2 separate regions of the Homo sapiens genome follow, and region 1 is linked to region 2. The links are chromatin loops, found by intact Hi-C in ENCODE. Cell type or tissue: heart right ventricle. All regions are shown on one strand. Links, peaks and the distances in the headings refer to the core of each region. The heading gives the core; the rest is flanking DNA. Region 1 has its middle 570 kb from the start of DIAPH3-AS1. Region 2 overlaps LOC107984625 (a long non-coding RNA gene).

Region 1 (2,923 bases), core at 254-2,753, 50 kb before region 2:
CTGCAGCAACCATTTAATACCCAGAGTTGCGCTTAGGAGAAAAGGATTTCCAGGATAAACCATTTGCAGGGAAAATTCAATCTAAGCTTCTTTATTTTCAGAACCTATGTTCAGGATGGAAGAAAAAAACCTCTAACATATACAAACACGGAGTTTTCAATCCTTATGATAACATTGGCTATTTTAAAGTGTTGGCATAATTTAGGACCTTGAATTTAGGACCTAATTCATGACTATATATTATAAAATCATTTCAGTAAAAAAAAAAAAAAAAAAAAAAAAAAACAACCAAAGTGATGTTTTTCCATTTCCTTTCCCTCATCTTTTATGCCACTCTCTCTGTTGGCTCTGTATTATTATGTTTACAGAATTGCATGCAAAATATATACACTAAGCATTTACTGAGCCCCCACTCTGCTAGGTGCACAGGGAGACATAAAATCGTAGGAGACTTCATGTTTGCCTTCAATGAGCCTGAAATCCAGCAGGAAAGGTAAGACAATTGTGGGGATACCTAAACACAGTTGTGAGGATGAACAGGATGGTGCAAACTACTTTAGGAACGCAGAGCTAGAGTGCAGAATCACCAGACTGCAGGCGAAAGAAGGCATGTGCGTAATTCCAACAGTGGGATATGAAATTCCCATTTCAGAGACATAAAGTTTAAGTGTGTTGAGGGACATTTTGGCTGCAGCAGCAGATGTTTGAGACCCTGTGTTAGAAATAGGAAGTGTTAACGACCACAGGTGGTTATCATACGAAAATGACAAACAGCAATAACAAAAAAAAAAAAAAAACATAAAAACCAGAGTGGCTTCTGCTAGGTTTGTTGGTATATTTTCAAACTGAAGAAAGTTGCTCATAAATTATCTTTCAGGTTGATTTTATTTTTCTCTCTATGCTCATGAAATGCTTTAACGAACATCTACACCTCCTCAGTGGAATTGGGAGTGAGTTATTTGTGAAAAACAGGTGAGGTTGTTGCTGAAGGACTTACTAAGTGTTTCTGCTTGAGTGATACAGCAGTGGACTCATAGATCTCCCAGAAGGTTTCGGACAATCATAGCAACTATCAAAGAAAGGAGGTTGTGGTCACTGGGAAGTTTTCCAAGTGGAATTTTAAAGAGGACTTTGTTAGAGAGTCCTCAAGGCTCTTTCTGAGCACTCACACACACCCCTCCTTTTCCCATTGGCACCCGCAACCTGAATTTTCTGCACAGAATCACATCCATATCTACAATGTGGAAGAATCAAAGTGGATCAGAGGCATCCCGCACTGCCCACACCTGTGGGGAAAGCGCCGCTGTTAATATTTCTGCTGAAATCTGAGCAGCCTGGAGTTCTTAGCTTAAGTAAATACTGAATCAAACATACCAGCCTACAAGGGAAAATAGCAGTCTCTGCCATTTGCAGAACATCTATCATGTTCAAGAGCCTTACATTCATTTTGTTCTCTAAATAATAATTATGTAGGGTTAGCTATTGTTATTTCTTTTTCATAGGCCTCAAAAGTCTAAATAATCTGCCCAGGGCCACAGGCATAGCAAGACGTTTTTTGATCCCAAAGCATCGCTCTACTTTGCTCTGGGATTGGAACTAGAACACACAAGTGAATTGTAAATTTTGATTTCAGCAACATAAAAACATGGCCATCAACTAGGTAGTAACTATATGTTGGGCTAATCCTAAATTAAATGAAAAACCTTTGGGAAGCCCAGAGCATACTATTCCAGGTTAGAAGAGACAAAGGAAGGGATCCAGCCTAGGACATCATAACCTCATACAAACAATAGGATGCCCAGCCCACAGGGGCCATTATTATGAAGTATTATTTATTCTCTCCAGGGACAGTAATTTCACAGGCATGAAAGCCATCTCAGAACCTTAACAGGGGGCTGATAATTCGTCCACTCATGCATAGTGCCTACCAAAGTGTACTGGATGAAAATCTGAACCTAAGCATATTATAAATTCATGGCTTTTCTCTATGAGTAGTTAATCTAAAATCAGAGATTTCAAGTAAAATATGGACATTCAAAATTACGGTGCTATCCTTTAGGAAATAAATGTTACTTACTCAAAAATTATTAAAATCGCATGGACTTGAAATGGGCTGATACCAAGGTATAGAGATCAATAGAAAGGAAAGATGAAAAGATCTATCCTAAAGAATAATAATCTTACTCTCCTACTACTTGCAACTTCGAATAAAATACATCTTAGATTAGGCAAATTTCCCAGGATCTTCTACAGAACCCCTTTTCATTCCTTTTTTTAGTGGCTGTGTTCAGAAGTAAGAGAGGTGTTGAGGTTTATGTGGAATAAAATATGATGACAAAAAAGATGAAGCAATTCATTCATTTCATGAATATCTGAGTATCAACGTTGTTTACTGCTGGGGAACATAAGCAAGAACGGTCAACAATCTGCCTCTGTGAAGCTCACATTTTGGTGAGAGGAAAAGCTGACAAAAAAGATAAATAAAATATAGAATGTGCACTAACAATGATAAGTAAGGAGAAAAATACAAAAGAGGGAGATAAAAAGTGTCTGGGGGTGCAATTTTAAATGAGGTGATCATTTAACATGGGAGCCCATGTCATCCATCCAAAGTCTTCAAATGAGTGGAAATACCCTAACCCTGGTAGAGCAGGCCTAATCAGTTGCTGCAGTGGTTTCCTGGGGCTGCTGTCACATAGTACCACAAGCTGGCTCCTTCAAAAAGCTATTTTATTGTCTCACAGCTCCGGAGACCAGAAGTTTGAAGTCAAAGTGTCAGTAGGGACTTCTGAGGACCTGTGGGAGATAATCAGTTGCGCATCCCTTTCTCCCAGCATCTGGTGGCCTCAGGCTTTCCTGTCTTCCCTCTGTGCATGTCTGTCTCTGCGTCCAAATTTCTCCTTTTTATAAGGTCACGAGACAT
Region 2 (2,923 bases), core at 217-2,716:
GCTTGATAGAATATAATCACATAAACTTCAAATTAGTTATAATTTTTCCCTTTGAATATAAAATGTTATTTAAAGTCTTCCTAACAAAATAAATGAAAAATATGTGGATATTCCACAGAAATCTCTATATCTAGGCAGCCTTTACCTAAGTGAAACCAGTCACAGAAAATGTATCCATATTAACCAATAATTATTGATTTACTTTCATTTATCAATAATTCATTTATTTCCATATTGAAACAGGATTTAAGGGTAAGGAAATCAGGGATGATTAAAGTAAAATGTCTTGGGTTCAAACTGACACCAAGAAGCCTAAACATGCTCAGAGATGCCATTAGTCAATATGGAAAATGTGGGCAATCTAGGAAAAACCTGTTGTCTTCCCACTCCAACCCTGAGCAGCCCTGTGGGCCAAGAGTTTGTTGAACAGAAGTAGGGGGGTCTAAATTTCAGACCCCATGTTCTACCTCAGCCAGGTGCATTTTTACATTTCACAAACAATTCAGTCACCGAAAGCAGCCCAGGCCACATTCTACAGCAGAGTGAGAGCAGATCAGTAATGAGTCCTTGCTTAATAACAGAAACTGTCTTGCAGGTGAATCTTTGAAAAGGTGGCCTCTCCTTCATCCTTGTGGTTATTCAAGTGAAAGTGAAAGGTTTCCCTGTCATGACATAAAACTGAGCAAAAAACAATCACCATATCTCTTGCCAACTTTGTCTCCTTGACTCAGGAAGATTTTAAATATAGAACAAATACTGCTTGCATCAGTAGCAATCCAGCCTCTATGTCACTATTGGATTAATAATGCTTTAGGATACATATCTCCAATATGAAAGGCTCTATCTAGCACACCAAATACCCTGATACAAGAACACTTCCTACTGTAGGCATGGCTATAGTAGTATATACTCAGTGTAATAGATGAGCAGTTATATTCTTTAGATATATAGAATAAATTTTATCTTTTGAAATGAAAATTCTAACACATTACTCTTCACAAGAAAAAAAGTCATAATCAGTTAAGACATTAGAACCCACCCAAATAATTTCTTCTGAATCATCTCTCTATTTGCTCGACTTCTCCCTTGCCCCCATGCTCCCACTGTCTGTAGTTACCAGATAGTAAACATGAATGCTGAATCAAGAATGAAAGAAAAACAGAAACATATATTTATGTAAACTTGTATTGATTCAACTAGGGAGAAACCCCACAGCTTTCAAGGCCTGAGTCACAAATCATTGTGATCAGAAATGCTGATGTGCTAGGAATGCACAAGTATTTTTGCTTATTATCATGGCCCAGGCCTGTTGCAGAGCAAGAGTTAAGCTGAAAAACAGTAAATATGGTTTTAAGCTTCCATTTATCAGGCAATATTTTGGGAAAGGGAGGACACAGTGGTGATGAGTCCAGGCTTGTATATTGAGCTCTACACTCAGTCACCAAAAGATCCACATTTGGGAAAATCAGAGGGAGGTCACACCACCTTTCCAAACAAGAGAAAACTCTGTTCTTCCCAAGATGACCTGAAATGTTCTAATTATTGGTTATTCCCTCTGGTCGGTGATGCAGCCAACAAGCACGTAGAGTTCAGTGAACCCACAAGCGCACAGCTGTTATCTTTGACTTATGGCCAAAACAAAAATTGGAACAGAATTTACTCAGACAAGTGTAAAGGCTTCTGTTTAAAACAGCTATTTTCTAAGCCAGATAAACAGCTTTGAAATGGAGAAGAAATGAATCCTTTCCTAGAATGTCTGAACCAAAGTGAGGTCAGCATCTTGAAGACAAGATGTTAACATAGATTACCCACACGGCTGCACAAGTCTCCCAAAGCATGAGACAGCCTCCACACCTCTGAGTTATCTGTAACTTTTTTTTTTTTTGGGGGGTCAACTTTTTGTGTTTTGGAAACAACTTTCTGCATTTGGGAAAGGTGGCTATGTTTAGTTAGTTGGTGACATAAAACATTAAGAACAGAGAATTGCTGTCCTGGAAGCTTCTGTGAGCCAGCAATTGCATAGGCTAGTGGCCTCTTTGGCCAGTAGCATCAGAGGCTCTTATGTGGCAGTTTGAGGGCAGAAAGAAACAGAGTGGTATTACTGTGGGCTTGAGTTAGTGATTCCGGCCTTTGAATTTCCACTAAGAAACATTAGCAAATACCCAATTTTTTATAGGTGGCAAAGGGACTGGTAAGAAATAGCTGGTAGGAGAAGCAGGGAAAAATCACCCTCCCAGTTACCTACACAAATACTGTGTGTCTGTGCTAATCTGGCAATCCATCTTACAATCACCAAACAGTGCAGAGCAAGGAAGCAATTCGCACTGCAATAGTGCTCCTCAGAGCTTTTCATAGCTTGATGCCTATTGCAGCTGCTTATATTGTACCAGCAGGTGGGTATAAAATAGCAGATTCCGGAGCCTACAAAAGCCGTGTCCCAGGGTAGAAGAGGAGATGATTTTTTTTCCAGTAGAGTGAATATGCATATCAATGTACCTGAATGGAGAGCTGGGTCCTGGTGAGCTGTCATCAGCACCAAATCTGTCTGTACTTCCATCTCAAGTGGTCTATTTGAGCGATAACAAGGCTTATGTAGCAAGGGTTTAAAAAGCCTGCTTCTCTCTTGATTCTAGGGGGTTTACAGACTACGTCTGCAGTGCGGACAGCCTTGAGCCCACTATCAACATTCATTCATTCCCAAATTCTCTCTGCACTCATCATTTGCAGCAATAATAAAATCTCACCAGTTTGGAAGTCCTGGGTTTTCTAGAATAGTAAGCACCAAGTATCCAGACATTGTAAGAACAATTATAACTACATGGCATCGTGGCCTGTTCTAATATACTCTATCGTTAAGGCAGTCAGCTGCTTAATTAGTGTCAACTTCATACCCAGTGGGCAGGGATAGTTATCAGAAGCCCAC

Evidence for each region. A loop is a pair of places that touch in the nucleus more often than their neighbours do. Peaks named below come from ENCODE experiments on the same cell type or tissue, not always from the same donor. Only the 100,000 strongest peaks of a DNase experiment are listed, where the experiment ranks them.
Region 1: it touches region 2 in a loop (1.8-fold over the local background); 1 of 110 quality-filtered maps calls a loop at or near these places.

The regions. Positions count from the first base shown.
Region 1 is chr13:59,443,333-59,446,255 of GRCh38, forward strand. No RefSeq gene overlaps it. Among named protein-coding and RNA genes, the nearest start is that of DIAPH3-AS1, 570 kb to the right of the region's middle. In heart right ventricle, for the core only: no CTCF peak of the experiment used is centred there; no DNase peak of the experiment used is centred there.
Region 2 is chr13:59,493,071-59,495,993 of GRCh38, forward strand. The region is part of intron 4 of LOC107984625 (a long non-coding RNA gene); the gene reads right to left. Among named protein-coding and RNA genes, the nearest start is that of DIAPH3-AS1, 520 kb to the right of the region's middle. In heart right ventricle, for the core only: no CTCF peak of the experiment used is centred there; a DNase peak (open chromatin) is centred at 1,571; H3K27ac peaks cover 2,055 bases.